2 separate regions of the Homo sapiens genome follow, and region 2 is linked to region 1. The links are chromatin contacts, found by Hi-C or POLR2A ChIA-PET in ENCODE. All regions are on one chromosome and are shown on one strand. Each heading gives the region's core, a stretch centred on a gene start or an enhancer-like site at or near the end of the contact. The rest is flanking DNA. Distances are from core to core; before and after follow the strand shown.

The links. Hi-C counts contacts between places; a loop is a spot of excess contacts on that map. ChIA-PET counts read pairs that join two places held with the same protein, here RNA polymerase II (POLR2A). Pooled maps may share reads with other maps.
Region 2: a map of K562 shows a loop between it and region 1 (5-fold over the local background). The contact joins two enhancer-like sites. A Hi-C loop is called at or near these places in 2 of 168 maps with a recorded cell type or tissue (K562 and PC-3) and 8 of 50 pooled maps. POLR2A ChIA-PET finds 5 or more read pairs at or near these places in 2 of 52 experiments (H1 and activated T-cell).

The regions. Positions count from the first base shown.
Region 1 is chr2:65,273,140-65,280,971 of GRCh38, forward strand. No RefSeq gene overlaps it. Among named protein-coding and RNA genes, the nearest start is that of ACTR2, 49 kb to the left of the region's middle. RefSeq lists an enhancer at 1,954-2,621. Within about 2 kb of position 5,224, at least 3 of the 41 ENCODE cell types and tissues checked have a DNase peak (open chromatin) inside an H3K27ac peak, as active enhancers do.
Region 2 is chr2:65,062,218-65,070,049 of GRCh38, forward strand. CEP68 (centrosomal protein 68) reads left to right here. Exons shown (of 7, transcript NM_015147.3): 2 at 7,182-7,584. The coding sequence starts at 7,228. Among named protein-coding and RNA genes, the nearest start is that of CEP68, 9.7 kb to the left of the region's middle. RefSeq lists enhancers at 5,351-6,119, 6,120-6,886, 7,655-7,832. Within about 2 kb of position 2,799, at least 32 of the 41 ENCODE cell types and tissues checked have a DNase peak (open chromatin) inside an H3K27ac peak, as active enhancers do.

The DNA.
Region 1 (7,832 bases), core at 3,974-6,473:
TGCCATTCACAGCAAGTGGAGCTTTTGCCTGATGAATGCTTTAAAAAATCGGTAAAAAGAAAACTCCAGTGAGTAAAATATTTGTTCTTCCTTAAATATGGGTTTGAAAAAGGGCCTCAACTCTCAAGGATAAGGATTTTTAAAATTATACTTTTTGTGCATAAAAGTGTAATTACGACCGGGCACGGTGGCTCAGGCCTGTAATCTCACCACTTTGGGAGGCTGAGGGGGGCCAGTAACCTGAGGTCGGAGTTCGAGACCAGCCTGACCGACATGCAGAAACCCCGTCTCTATTAAAAAATACAAGATTAGCCAGGTGTGGTGGCACAAGTCCGTAATCCCAGCTACTTGGGAAGCTGAGGCAGGAGAATCGCTTGAACCCGGGAGGCAGAGGTTGTGGTGAGCCGAAATTGTGCCATTGCACTGCAGCCTGGGCAACAAGAGTGAAACTCCATCTCAAAAAACAGAAAATGTAATCATAAAAATGTGAATGCAAATGCATTAATATCAAAGGAGGTTTTAAGAAATTAGGGAAATTCTAAAAGTCTGCCACAATATTAATTGGATCATTTTAAATGAGTATGTTTATGTGAGTGCCTTGATGTTCTGTAGGGGTTGAGATTTTTTTCGAGGTGTCTGTGCACAAGAAAATTAAGCGATCTATTTTACTTTAGAAAACCAAATCTTGCTGGGCATTGTGTAATCCCAACAATTTGGGAGGTCGAGGCAGGCGGATCACTTGAGGTCAGGAGTTTGAGACCAGCCTGGCCAACATAGCAAAACCTGTCTCCACTAAAAATACAAAAAATTAGGTGTGGTGGCGCATACCTGTAATCCCAGCTACTCAGGAGGCTGAGGCAGGAGAATTGCTTAAACCCAGGAGACAGAGGCTGCAGTGAGCCAACATCATGCCACTGCACTCCAGCCTGGGCAACAGAGCGAGACTCCATCTCAATAATAATAATATATAAAAATCTAAGGGTTTCCTGAGTTGTTAATTCTTATATTTTCATATTTTCTTATGTTTACATGTATATATTCTTATATTTTTATATTTTGTGACAACTTAGTGTTTGAAGAGTAAGAAATTTGGGCCTAAATGAGGCTCAGTTGTTAAATTGATAATACACATTTGACCCCTTTATTGGAAACCTACAATTTACCTCCAGATGTGTTTTTTTTTTCCCTGCTAACTTAGATCTACATTTGAAAGCTTCTGGCATTAATTAATTTTTATTTAAGAGCTATTAGGAAGGAGTGGAACCTAAACTATGGTGACAATTTAAAGGACCTTGATTCAAAGAATCAATTAAGGAGGCTGTCCTCTTTGTTTTGCTTTTACTTAGTAGTTTAGGTGGAATTCAAGCAGATAATATTCAACCTCTAAGTTCCCTGCTTACACAACTTGGAATTCTAAAGGAGTCTCTAAAATGAAAACATCCCACAGGAAGTGATGTAGCTAAAGTATGATTATCTGTATTTTTAAAACAAATTACTTGTCCTTCAAATGTCTTTTTCAGTATGGGGTCAGAATCACATGTTCCTTTTGTTAAAAATGCAGGCTCTTAGGCGGGGCGCGGTGGCTCACGCCTGTAATCCCAGCACTTTGGGAGGCCAAGGCAGTGGGGGATCACCTGAGGTCAGGAGTTCGAGACCAGCCTGATCAACACGACAAAACCCTGTCTCTACTAAAAGTACAAACCGGGCATGGTGGCGGTCGCCTGTAATTCCAACTATTCCTACTCAGGAGGCTGAGGCAGGAGAATGGCTTGAACCCAGGAGGTGGAGGTTACAGTGAGCTGGGATCAGCCACTGCACTCCAGCCTGGGTGACAGAGCGAGACTCCATCTTAAAAAAAAAAAAAAAAAAAAAAAAGCAGGCTTCCTTGAGCCCCACTCTGGACCACCGAATGGAGCCTGAGGGTTTGCTTGTTTTCCAACTCTTCCCCCACAACTCTCATACTCCTGTTTTAGGGGCTAAGAGGACAGTCAGGCTTCAAAGTATGAACCACTCTCCTGGGCCCACACCTGCAATGCCCTTCTTTCCTCCTCTTCCTGGGGAAAACTAGGGCTTTTAGCAGATGGGTTCAGAAGTGACACAGGAAGCAGCCCTGGGAAGCCGGAACCACTTAGAGACCATCTTTTGCCAGTGTGCTGACCTCTGCTCCACCTCCCCCAAATGGATCTTCAGTTCAAATGGATGATAAACACCTTTTCATTAAAAAGGCCAGTTCTGGGATGGTTAAAGCACCATCAGTCATTTACACATCCATTTGTATTAAAAGGAAATCCAGAGACTCACACTGACGCCTAGGGGAGATTAGCAGCTCTTTGTGATGTAAGTGAAAGGAAGGTCTGTAACTTTGGCCTAAGGAGTGCATTGGAGAAAATTGGTAGGTTCCTGAGGAAATTCAGTTTTTAGAGCAAGCTCACTTTTTAGGGCAAGCTCACCTTGGTAGATGAGAGTTGAGTGCTGGAAGTGGTAAAATAACCAAAGCAAACTGCTCATTTCAACATTCCTTTCTCCTCGCTTCCGACTTGCAGTGTTCCAGCTTCCTGAACTCAAGCTAGTACAGCTAATGCTACAAGTTTAGCTGCTTGATACATGAAAGTGATTTATAATCAGGCCAAGAAACCAACCTACCAGATGTAGCTTTACTTTTAGAGAGCATGTATGTATTTCAAGTTCTATGCAACTGACAAATGAACTTTTGGATGCAACTTGTTCAAAAGTGGAAGTATTGAATTGTTTATGGTGACCAACAGTCCACACATTAATGACTGCTATAATTATGTTTCTTATGATATCAAAACTGACATGGTCCCCTAATACAGAATGCAGTTCATAATGTGGATTTGGGGAGTGCCAGTGTTCACCATTTGTGTTTTTGAAACACAAGGTATAGGTGGTGTGAGGAAAACTATCTTCTGACTTTAAGCTACTATTTTTTAAATGGTATGACAACTTTATGTTGATTTCTTTTGGTTAATCCGACCAGTCTTAGTGTTGCATGAAAATGATCTTCATCATTTCCATTTCATAGCAACTCTTTTATGCCTTAAACATTTTTTTTCTGTTCATACCATTCAAAAGAAGCTAAGATTTGTGGTGTGAGCCAACACAAATCCTCCCTCAGGTGCTTTAATAACAGTAAGACAGGCTTCCTTGAATATCCTAAATGAAAGCTTTGTTTTGTTGCACTTTTGAACAAATACGTGAAGAGAATGATTTATGTAATGAAATTCCATGTTTTAAGAGTCTAAAGAGGATTGGATTTATGGTTCTTCCACCCCCATCCCCACCATTGAAACTAGAAAACTTGTGACTTTGGCCCAGATCGCAAAAACCTTTGCTGCTCCCAAGTTCCCTGAACTGTTAGGATAAAATAGAATACTAAAGAGTACCTTAAACTCAGAAGGCATGATTTGCTAACTGTCAACCTAAACCAAATGGCAGCTCACACCACTAGCTGATTTTATTCAGAAGATAGGGCTAAAGGAGAAACTTTTCCCACTAAATTTCAGTACAGTTACTACTTTCAAGAATACACCCTGTTTTCTTCAGGCTCTGAGCTTGTCTGCTGAAATAATTAGCTGTGAGGCAGACAGGGAAAGAATTGCATCTGCAAAAAGCAGGAAGACAAGGTCAAGAGAAGAGGAGGCAGCTTGACTCACAGCTGCCCACCCTGCAGAGGAGCAGAGCTTGCCAAGAATATCCACATTGATTTATGGAGAAAAAATCAGGAAACCATTCACCCCAGATAGCTTGGATTTGTGACAATATCAGTGTAAACGATTTCCATTTAGACTGTGAATTCCGAGTCTCCGTAGGTGCTCCATTTTTTCCCACCTTCGCCCCTTCTCCGAGCATTTCTAGCAACACTCGGGCCAGTGATTCTCAAACTTTGGGGTGCCTGAGACTCTCTTGAGCTAGTGACAATGCAGATACCTGGCTCCACTTCCAGAAATTGAGGTGACACTCTTAGGAAGGGGTCTTTTGCACTTAGAAAAATGTGAATCAGAAACCAGGGAAATTTTGTAAGAATTAAGCTACAGACTAAATGATATTAATAAAAAATCTTGGTATGTTTGTACAGAAGGTTTCACTTAATTAGGAGTTTCCTAAGAGAATGAAGGCAAAGGCTTTTCCGCCTGGGGACTCTTGAGACTCTTCGGGCTTACTCTCCAGGGTGCCACTGTATACCTTGAGAAAACTGCTGGCTTGCTTCATTCTTGTGCCTAATCTTGCTCACAAAGGAACATGCTACCAGTCTCATCTGCTTCCAAAGGGCTTTGTTTCAAATCCCTTTTGGAAAAGGGGTGCATTTTTCTGCCTTGGTTTACTGCCTTTTGGAGAACAAGAATGCATCTCAAACGTGTTTATTGAACTTTTAAAGTTCCTTGACTTTCTGCGGGCAGAGCCAACCATGGTCTTCAGACCCTACGTTAATTAAGAGAGCTAAAAAGGAAGCAATGAGAACAACAGCGAGGACACGACAAAGCTGTAAGGTCACCATTTATGAGTGTCTGTGAAGTGCCAGGCACTGTACCTTAAGCATTTGCCAGCATTCTCACTTAATGCAAGTAGGAATTATCACCACTTTGTAGATGAGGAGACTGAGACTTAAGAGGTAAAGTAACAAGAACAAAGACTCAGAGCTAAGAAGCTGTAGAGCCAGAGTGGGGCTCAAGCATCTTCCTGACTATACAACCGTTGCTTTTCCAACACCCATTGATGGCTCTGTGTGGTGGTCATTGAGCCCTGTCCTATTTCAAAGCCTTGATCAGTTTAGGAGGCTGTCTTGACCCTGCGCCTCATCACAGGCCTTGGGAAAAGCACTTGTCCTTTGTGTGCCTTAATTTAACTCAGTGAGTCAAGTGCCCCAAGCCTGGAGTGGTTGGCGTCCCAAGTGCCATTTGAAAAGTGCTTTGATATGAAGTGCCCACAAGGGCTTGCTCTTCTGTTGATAGCAAACCATTTCCATGAAGAAACTTAAGTGGAAGCTCTGGGAGTGAACGAGTGAAAGGAGTGTTGGCTACAGGCATTTGGATCCAGAGGAGCTTGTCCCACTTTTAGGAGTGATCAGTTGAGGCTTTTTTCCCCTTGGTAGGTTTAATTTTTGACCAGCAGGTGTACACTGTGGTCCAAGGCCCCGGATTTGGCTCAGAGCTTCATAAATGAGTCAGTGGAGTTTATAAACTCTCCACTTGCAAGAGGAAGGCAAGAAATGGAAAGAATGACAGTTACTAAGGTTAGCAGTGGCCCCTGGAATCCAAGTGGCCCTTGAGAAGAACACTTGGGGAGGGGAAGCATTTGAATCACCTACATCTGCTAAGAACTTGTCCTGTGTTTTGGGAACGTTCTGAGAATGGCGACTACATGAGCTAGCTCTCAGACCAGCTGTCTTCAGAGGGGACCACCTAATGGGAGGCCGACCGTAGAGGCTAAAACATGCAAGTTACCGCCTGGGAGACGGTAACAACGCTTCCATGCAGAACAGCTGTGTGTTACTTTAAAAGCAGCTAATTTCACTATCTGAATTCAAGGATGTTTCCCAGATCTCCATGCTGTGAATAGCAGTGTTGTTTGAGATGGCCATTATTGCTTACATCCTCCTCGAGCCAGGAGCAGAGGGAGGAGCCTGGATCTGGGTCTCCTGTCCCACTGCAGCAAGAGGACATGATTAGTGGTTAGCCTATCTCTAAAAGCCCTGGGGAGCTGAGTGTAGGAAGGAAGGAAGGAAGTTGTGTAGGATAAACAAAACAAAGCAAAACCCCAAAAAGCCACAAGAAAGTACTTCAGATGTGCAAGAATCTGTAATTCACATACTCATGGGATAGTTGAGGGTTAGGACCTGGATTAAATGTTTTCACATGGAATGGGAATACCAAGAACAAAGCAACTGAAGAGTGGGGCGACTGGCTTGGTTTTAAAGAGTCCTGGAAACAGAGTCCTCTTATTGTTTCTGGATGTTTAGACACATCAAGGCCGACATATAAATTGTTTTAAAATAGTATCTGTTCTCAGTCTCACATGCAAAAAAAAAAAAAAAGGAAAAATATATCTAGCAAGTTTTACCATAAGATCATTGCTAATTTGCCTTTAGTTTCCCATGACAAGATTCAACAGTTTGATAATCTCGTGGAAAATAATTCACTTTTTAAGAAAATGTGGTTTAAAAGAAGTGAATATACTGATAACTATGAAAGCCTCTCTTGAGTAAGGCAGTATTTTAGAGTAACTGGACTGGTTGCTGCATGGCAACCTTCACAATTCAACGAGTTTTTTGTTCGTTCGTTTGTTTGTATTTTGAGACAAAGTCTCGGTCTGTAGCCCAGGCTGGAGTGCAGTGATGTGATCTCAGCTCACTGCAACCTCCGCCTCCTGGGTTCAAGCGATTCTCCTGCCTCAGCCTCCCGAGTAGCTGGGATTACAGGCACGCACCACTGCGCCTTTTTTTTGTATTTTTGCTAACTTTTTTTTTGTATTTTTAGTAGAGACGGGGTTTCACCATGTTGGCCAGGCTCGTGTTGAACTCCTGACCTCAGTAATCTGCCTGCCTCAGCCTCCCAAAGTGCTAGGATTACAGGCGTAAGCCACCGCGCCTGGCACAATTCAATGTTTTTAAAATAAAAAAGATTTGTCAGGGCTTCCCAAACCTCAAAGATGGGTTTTCTCAGTATCTTAATGGTCATTTAGACGGAACCAAACAAATACCTTTAAAAAGTAGGAGTGGCGGGCATTTTAGTAGGCTGCTAAATATCTCAATATCAAATGCACCAAGGATTACTAAGCCAAATTGTATGCCGTAGTTGGAAGTGTTAGCCTTGTGCAGCTGTTCTTGTGAAGGGCTTGGGGGCCAGCTCCTGTGGGAGCCAAGGATTTTTTTTTGCAGGTTTTGTCATGTATATGTGTTAAATTAGTTTGGAGAAGATCTGTCAGGTTTAACTTGGTGATGATTTTTTAAAAAATCAGTTCATGGCCGGGCGCGGTGTCTCACACCTGTAATCCCAGCACTTTGGGAGGCCGAGGCGGGCTGATCACGAGGTCAGGAGATCGAGACCATCCTGGCTAACACAGTGAAACCCCGTCTCTACTAAAAGATACACAAAAATAGCCGGGCATAGTGGCGGGCGCCTGTAGTCCTAGCTACTCGGGAGGCTGAGGCAGGAGAATGGCGTGAACCCGAGAGGTAGAGCTTGCAGTGAGCCGGGATTGCGCCACTGCACTCCAGCCTAGGTGACAGAGCGAGACTCCGTCTCAAAAAAAAAAAAAAATATCAGTTCATGACAATGTTACAGTTTGCGCAAAATAAGCACATTTGTAATTTCGTATGTATTAAATTGACTTCCTAGGAGACAAATCTTTTTTCCTCACTGGATAACATTATTTTATCTTGTGTTAGTTACAATCATTTGACCATAAAGCTTACCTGTAAGGGGGCTCTGTTGTTTAAAGATTTCAAGTTGCACTTCCTAAGTCAAACGGTGATGGGGTAAAGCAACTTCCCAAGGCGTTCCGTTCTCAAGTTAGAGAACTGGAAAGGCACTGGAGTACGGTTCCCTCCTTCCCTTTTTAAAGTAGCCCTCGACTGGGTGCAGTGGCTCACGCCTGTAATCCCAGCACTTTGGGAGGCCGAGGCGGGCAGATCACCCGAGGTCCGGAGTTTGAGACCAGCCTGACCAACATGGAGAAACCCCATCTCTACTAAAAATACAAAGTTAGCCGGGCTTGGTGGCAGATGCCTGTAATCCCAGCTACTCGGGAGGCTGAGTCAGGAGAATTGCTTGAACCCAGGAGGCGGAGGTTGCAGTGAGCCGAGATTTGCACCA
Region 2 (7,832 bases), core at 1,549-4,048, 210 kb before region 1:
TGTTTCAAAGGGAGCTCACGACTTAAAGAGTCCTGGCCAGGTGCGGTGACTCCCGCCTGTAAGCCCAACACTTTGGGAGGCCGAGGCAGGCAGGTCACTTGAGGCCGGGAGTTCGAGAGCAGCCTGGCCAACATGGTTAAACCCCGTATCTACTAAAAATAGAAAAATTAGCGGGGATGGTGGCACGCACCTGGAGTCCCAGCTGCTTTGGAGGCTAAGCCAGGAGAATTGCTTGAACCCGGGAGGCAGAGGTTGCAATGAGCCAAGATCTCGCTGCTGTACTCCAACCTGGGCGACAGAGTGAGACTCCATCTCAAAAAAAAAAAAAAAAAAAGAGGCGGGGCGTGATGGCTTATATCTGTAAACCCAGCACTCTGGGAGGCCTAGGCGGGTGGATTGCCTAAGCTCAGGAGTTCGAGACCAGCCTTGGCAACATATCGAAACCCTGTCCCTACTAAAAATACAAAAAATGAACCACGCATGGTGGTGCACGCCTGTAATCCCAGCCATTTGGGAGGCTGAGGCACAAGAATCCCTTGAACCCGGGAGGCAGAGGTTGTAGTGAGCCAAGATCGTGCCACTGCACTCCAGCCTGGGCGACAGAGCGAGACTCTATCTCAAAAAAAAAAATAGTCCTAGGGGAGGTCCTTTTTTGTTGAAAGGAGGATTGCTCTCTAGTTGATCATTCATCTGTTTGAGGGGTTTAGTCAAGAGCAAGAGCAGAGCCTCACCCCTCCCACAGTTCCCAGTCCTCCTCTCTCCATCTTGGACAGAAGTGAGTGGGAGGAAGCCCGGCAGCTGTGACAGGAGTGTCCTAGGGTGATGCAGCATATACGAAGAAGGGTCAGATGTCCAGGCTTAGAGTTTGTGTTACCACATGCATGATTTGTGGGCGTATTTTTACTGTAGGGCAAGAGTAAGCCAAGCCTACATCACTCCTAATTATATCTGGTGGATCATACAGCCTCTTCAGGTTCTGGAAACTAACAGAATTTTAATAGCAAAGTCCAGATGGTCCCTAGAATATCCTGAAGCTTATGTGGCTTGTCTCTTGGTTTGACAAAGGACAAGGCAGTTCTGTTGTGTACAGACCTTTCTCAGAGGGTAAGGTTGAGTTCACTGTCTGTGCTCTGATGTCTCCTGTCATTCAGTCCAACCTCCTGGCACTTCCTTCATTTGGGAGGCGACGGGGGCCTGTGCCCCATCATGGAGCTGCTAGCCTCCAGGAGCACTGTAAAATGTGTGATCCGAGAACGGGAGGCCCCACATTAGGAAATTGTTTAAAGCTGATGACCTGGGAGACTGTGTGGGTCCAAGACAACAAGCGCTATTCACCAGTCTGAGAAGGATAAGCTGCCTCTTATTAGAAGTGCAACCTGAATCTATCGCCCCCACCCCTACCCCAGAGGGTTAGGAGGAATGATGTGTAAAATCTCGGATCTATGGAAATGAAGACCAGACCTTCATGCAGTGTTACAGATGGCCACCGGCCAGATGCAGACAGGGTTGAGTCCTAGGAATCCAAAACTTGTGCGTTTATCATAGCCTGGGCCAGTGTTTTCTTCGGCATGATTGCTGTTTTAAAAGAGGTTTGTCTTCAGTCATTACTTCAGGAAGTTTTCCCCTATTATTTTTATCCCAACTGATTTCTCCCTTTCGTTGCATTTTGGTAACATTTCATAGACAGTTTTGAATGCATTATAGATTGGTTTTTATTTTCTTTCACATGTGTCTGTCTTGGTTCTCATAATAAACTTGTATAATAGGGGGGAAAAGCATGATTTGTCAGGCAGATTAATAAGATTATGAAGGGACTGTTTATCCAGTCTAAGAAAGTAACTACCTTCATTCCGTCTTTACAGACGTACAATTTCCTTGAAAATCATTGAATTTCAGATCTTCTTACCTGGTTGCTGAAGGGACTTTGGCCACACTACTAACCTAGTTTAGGTTTGTGTGTATCCTTGTAAGTTACTTAGGGATGTCAACTGAATAGTTTGTAATAGCTCACCACTCCCTATCTCTCCAGGCTAAATAGATACCTTCTTTTTTGAATAATGAGGTCCAGACAAGATGAATAAAAAGTACATGATCAAAACAAAGGGATAATTTGTTTGCACCCCTCCCTTGCCCCATCATCATCTTATTCCAGCACCTTGTCTCAAGATCGCACCCTTTAGTGAGAGGTGTGGGGAATCTCTAGCCATTGAGAGAGTTTTTAGAAATCGAGCAAGAGGCCGGGCGTGGTGGCTCACACCTGTAATCCCAGCACTTTGGGAGGCCGAGGCAGGCAGATCACGATGTCAGGAGATCGAGACCATCCTGGCTAATGTGGTGAAACCCCATCTCTACTAAAAATACAAAAAATTAGCTGGGTGCGGTGGTGGGCGCCTGTAGTCCCAGCTACTCGGGAGGCTGAGGCAGGAGAATGGCGTGAACCCGGGAGGTGGAGCTTGCAGTGAGCTGAGATAGCGCCACTGCAGTCCAGCCTTGGCGAAAAAGCGAGACTCCGTCTCAAAAAAAAAAAAAAAAAGAAATGGAGCAAGAAGTAGCAATTGGGAATTATGGGCTATACCCAGCCTTCACCCTGGTTTTTCTAGCTCACGGGCGCAGCTGTTCCCCTACTTATGAAAACAAAACTTGCCTGTAAACGTCTTCATGTGCAGTTTCTTAATGAGCCACAAGGTGAGGATGTGGCTCCGTAAGATCTCTGTCTCAGCAAGATTTGTCACTCTTCTCTTTGTCCCTCCACCAGTCTTCTCTCTCTTCTGCTTTGTGGCTTAACTGTTTGATCACTTATTCCCCAGTTGGCTCATAAACAGCTTGGGCTCTGGAGTTGGGCAGTCCTGGACTTGTCTCACTCAGAGGCTTCGTTTCCCCATCTGTGACGTGAGGATTAAAGACCCTGGCTCCCGTGGGAACTGGCCCTCACATGTGCTGGTGGAGTGTAGAGTGATACCACTCAGCAGAGGGCCACTTGGCAGTGTGTGCAAAAGCACCCTTCGCCTCAGCAGCTCTACTTCTGCAATTCATGCTGAGGATGTGCCAGCACAAATGTGTGTGCATAGTGACTCATCATAGCATTGTTTGGACTAGCAAAAAAGACTAGAAATAACCCAAATGTCCACTAATAAGGGACTGGTGAAATAAACTAGTGCGTCCTTACACCAGAATACAGTACTGGTCAGTAATGAAAAAGAGGAAGCTGTCTTTGTACGGTAAGTCCTCACTTGATGTCGTCAGTAAGTTCTTGGAAACCGTGACTCTGCCACTTGAAAGGACATATAACGAAACCAATTTTACCATAGTCTAATTGATATAAATAAGAGTTAAGCTCCTATGGCATATTTCTGGTCATGAAAGCATCACCAAACTTCTAAGTAAAGACTAAAACACTTTTAAATTAAATAGTGAAATAAATGTGAGCTGTACATACATTTATGAAAGATGAATAAAAACAAGTAAGATGAGCCAGGCGTGGTGGCTCATGCCTGTAATCCCAGCACTTTGGGAGGCCAACTAGGGCGGATCATTTGAGGTCAGGAGTTCCAGATCAGCCTGGCCAACATGGTGAAACCCCATACAAAAATTAGTCAGGCATGGTGGTGAGTGTCTGTAGTCCCAGCTACTCAGAAGGCTGAAGCAGGAGAATTGCTTGAAGCCAGGGGCCGGAGGTTGCAGTGAGCCAAGATCACGCCACTGCACTCCAGCCTAGGTGACAAACCGAGACTTCATCTTAAAAAAAAAAAAAAAAACACAAGATTATGATTTACCTGCTTACTCAAATGGGTTCAAGTTCGCAGGTAGCTGGAGCCTGTCCCAGCAGCTGAGGGTGTAAGGAGGGAACCAATCATGGGCAGGACTTCATCCCATGGCAGGGCACGCTCACTCATCTACCCACACTCAGACCAGGACCATGTAGTCAGCCCCATTCACCTAAGTATATGTTTTCAGGATGTGGGAGGAAACCCGAGTATCCAGATGAACTGGATATCATCCAGGCAGACATGGGGAGAATGTGCACACTCCATACAGACAGTGACCTCAGTCAGGAATCAGGGTTTCTTATCAATGATATAATGAAAAGACATTGGACCGGCTGGGCGGTGTGGCTTACACCTGTAATCCTAGCACTTTGGGAGGCTGAGGCGGGTGGATCACGAGGTCAGAAGTTCAAGACCAGCCTGGCCAAGATGGCGAAACCCCGTCTCTATTAAAAATACAAAAATTGGCCAGGCACGGTGGCTCACGCCTGTAATCCCAGCACTTTGGGAGGCTGAGGCGGGTGGATCATAAGGTCAGAATTTCAAGACCAGCCTGGCCAGGATGGTGAAACCCCATCTCTACTAAAAATATAAAAATTAGCCAGGTGTGGTGGTGGGTGCCTGTAATCCCAGCTACTCGGGAGGCTGAGGCAGAGAATTGCTTGAACCCAGGAGGCAGAGGTTGCAGTGAGCCGAGATCACACCACTGCACACCAGCCTGGAAGACAGAGTGAGACTCTGTCTCAAAAAAAAAAAAAAAAAAAATATATATATATATATATATATACACACACAAAAAAAAATTAGCTGGGCATGGTGGCACATGCCTGTAATCCCAGCTGCTTGGGAGGCTGAGGCAGGAGAATTGCTTGAACCAGGGAGGCGGAGGTTGCAGTGAACTGAGATCGCACCAGTGCACTCCAGCCTGGGCAACAGAGTGAGACTCTGTCTCAAAAAAAAAAAAGATATCGTACCAAGTGATGTTACTGAAGGACCTGCTGTATTGCTTAGGAATGAGCCCCTAGATATTTTTTGTAGAGAAAAGAAAACCAAGGTTCTGAATAGTATGACCTATACAGTTTGCTACTTTTATGTAAAAAAAAAAAGGGAGGGAAGGATAAGCCTGGTACAGTGGCTTATGCCTATAATCCCAGCACTTTGGGAGGTGGGTGGATTGCCTGAGGTCAGGAGTTCAAGACCAGCCTGGCTAACATGGTGAAACCCCATCTCTACTAAAAATATAAAAAAATTAGCCAGGCATGGTGGCGCACGCCTGTAGTCCCAGCTAGCCGGGAGGCTGAGGTAGGAGAATCGCTTGAACCCGGGAGGTGGAGGTTGCAGTGAGCTGAGATCACACCGCTGAACTCTATCTAGCCTGGGTGATGGAGCAAGACTCAGTTTCTGGGGGAACAAAAGTGGGGGAAGGATGAACATAGATATTTGCATCAGGAAACAAGGGTCATACACAAAACTAGTAAGGCTGGTTCCCTGATTTTGTGGGAGTATCTAGTAGTAAATATTTTGTTTGATTTGTATTTAAAAATGGGCTGCTTTTTCTCCCATTTGGCTCCTTTGTCCTTCCTTGTAAGGTGACCTGTTACACTGATTCTGTCCATGCCTCCCCATGACACTAATGACAACAGCCAACACTTAGTGTCCATACCATGCCAGGCACTGTCATAGATGTTCTGCCTGCCCTGGCTCATTTTGGCAAAGGAATGGGGGACAAGGGCGGAGAGAGACTTACATCTGCTGTGCATTTTACATTTGAGCTGTATATTACCTTTCAAAAATAATTTTCTGATTAGTTCCTGCCCCACCTGGTGGTTGTGGGAACTAGACGAGCGTCCGTGCGAAGGGCATGCTCTTCTCCAGGGTCACTTCTGAATCAGGCTGGAGCCTGGCATGCCCCATCAGGCAGAGTAGGGAAGGGCCCTCTTGGATTCCAGTGCAAGGCGTCCTCAGTGTGTGCAGTGCCCATCTAGGTGGTATTTCCCAGCGTGTGAGCTGAGTAAGATGAGCCCGCAGCCATTCCCCCTTTGCAGGCTCTCCACCAGCATCTCCTCTTACCATCTGTTTGCCTCCTGACTAAGGAAACAAGGCCATTTCTGCCCACATTTAAGCTTTGAGGTTGGCCCAGTGCACTCCGGGTGGCTGCCGACATCCTGGGCATTCACGGTTCCGTTACCTCCCCTTCCACATCCTCCCAGCATTGGTCTTCCTCCTGTTGGCTTTTTGGCCCCCTACCCCATCCCACCAGGGCTCTCAGCATCAACTTTTGCTGGCATGCTTAGGCTGAGGGTGATGTCCCTCTGTTGTTCCTGAACCTCTTTGTGTTGGAATGGTCCTGTTTGCAGATTCAGCTCCCAAATCATCATCCTTCCCTGAGTGCTCGGCCTGTGCTCCCTCGCCTGCCTGCCTGCTGATTGGCTCTTGCTCTCATGTGCACACATGCTGTGTTACACTTACCCTACCACTGTTACCCACCAGCTTTCCACAGCTTCCCTCCATCACCACGTGCAGCATAACCCAGGCCAGCCTGAGGAGAGTTGCTGATCTCTTTCTCTTTGGTCACTGGCCATCCTTGGAACAAGTAGCTCTCACCTGTTCCACAGGCTGGATGTGGTTTCTGTGCTTTGAGAGGGTCCCAGCCTGGGCAACATGGTGAAACCCTGTCTCTACTAAAAATAGAAAAATTAGCCAGGCGTGGTGGCATGTGCCTGTAGTCCCAGCTACTCAGGAGGCTGAGGTGGGAGGATCACCTGAGCCCAGGGAGGTCGAGGCTGCAGTGAGCTGAGATCATGCCACTGCACTCCAGCCTGGGTGACAGAGTAAGACCCTGTCTCAGAAAAAAGAAAAAAAGAAAAGAAAAGAGAGGGTCCTGCCTCCTCTGCCAGGCAGAGCCAAGCATCTTGGAGGGCATTCTTCCAGTGCCCAGCTGAGGCCTGGGCATGCCCTGACTTGCTGTTCTCTAGGATAGAACAGTCAGAGCCAGGCCTGAGTTGCTTGCTGAGGGGACCGTTACGACAACAGAACCACTATGGGCCTGTGCACAGGAAGGGTCCCACCAGGCCTCTTACCCAGTGGGGTTGGGCTAAAAGGGCAAAAAGGTGACTTAGGCAGGACCCCAGCCTTGATTGGACTTTGGACCTGTGTTGACCCTCTTGGGTTTCTGCTGGTGGGGATGGCACCATCCACCATGAAAGCAGAGGGGAAATGGTGTGCTTCTGTGTCCCCTTTGGAAAGGTCTGGGGCCAGGGAAAAGCCGGAACTCGGTGCTCCTCTGAGGAAGTAGTCACCATTTGTTTCCTTTTTTCTTTGACCAAAAATATGTTTGCCTTAATTGTTAAAGAGCAAGACTTCCTGAACACAGATGTAGAAGATTTATATTTTTCTCTCCCTTCCCCTGTTTTGTAGGAAGCTGAAGTCTTCAGCAGAACCCTGACCTAGGTAGGGAGTCTCAATGGCCCTGGGTGAAGAAAAGGCAGAAGCGGAAGCATCTGAAGACACAAAGGCCCAGTCCTATGGGAGAGGGAGCTGCAGGGAGCGGGAGCTGGACATCCCAGGGCCCATGAGTGGGGAGCAGCCCCCACGCCTGGAAGCTGAGGGAGGGCTCATCTCCCCTGTATGGGGGGCAGAAGGGATACCTGCCCCTACTTGCTGGATTGGGACTGACCCTGGCGGCCCCTCTAGAGCCCACCAGCCACAGGCCAGTGATGCCAACAGAGAGCCCGTAGCTGAGAGGTCTGAGCCTGCACTCAGTGGCCTGCCTCCTGCCACCATGGGGTCTGGAGACCTTCTGCTCTCCGGGGAAAGCCAGGTAGGTACTAAGGCAAGACTGTAGATGGACCCATTGCTGTCCTTTGGGAGTTTGTTCAGGATTTCCTCACCATCTTGCATCCTTTCCTTGCTACTGTGCAGGGTGAGGAATTGGAGGGGCCTGAGTATGATGATTTCTGTTTTGCGGGTTCAGCTAGAGAGCTGGGCCTCAGGACCGGCCGGGGGGACTGTCCACGGTTATCTCCTGTTCCTCAAGAGTGACTGGTGACTTTTTAAGGACCAGGGATT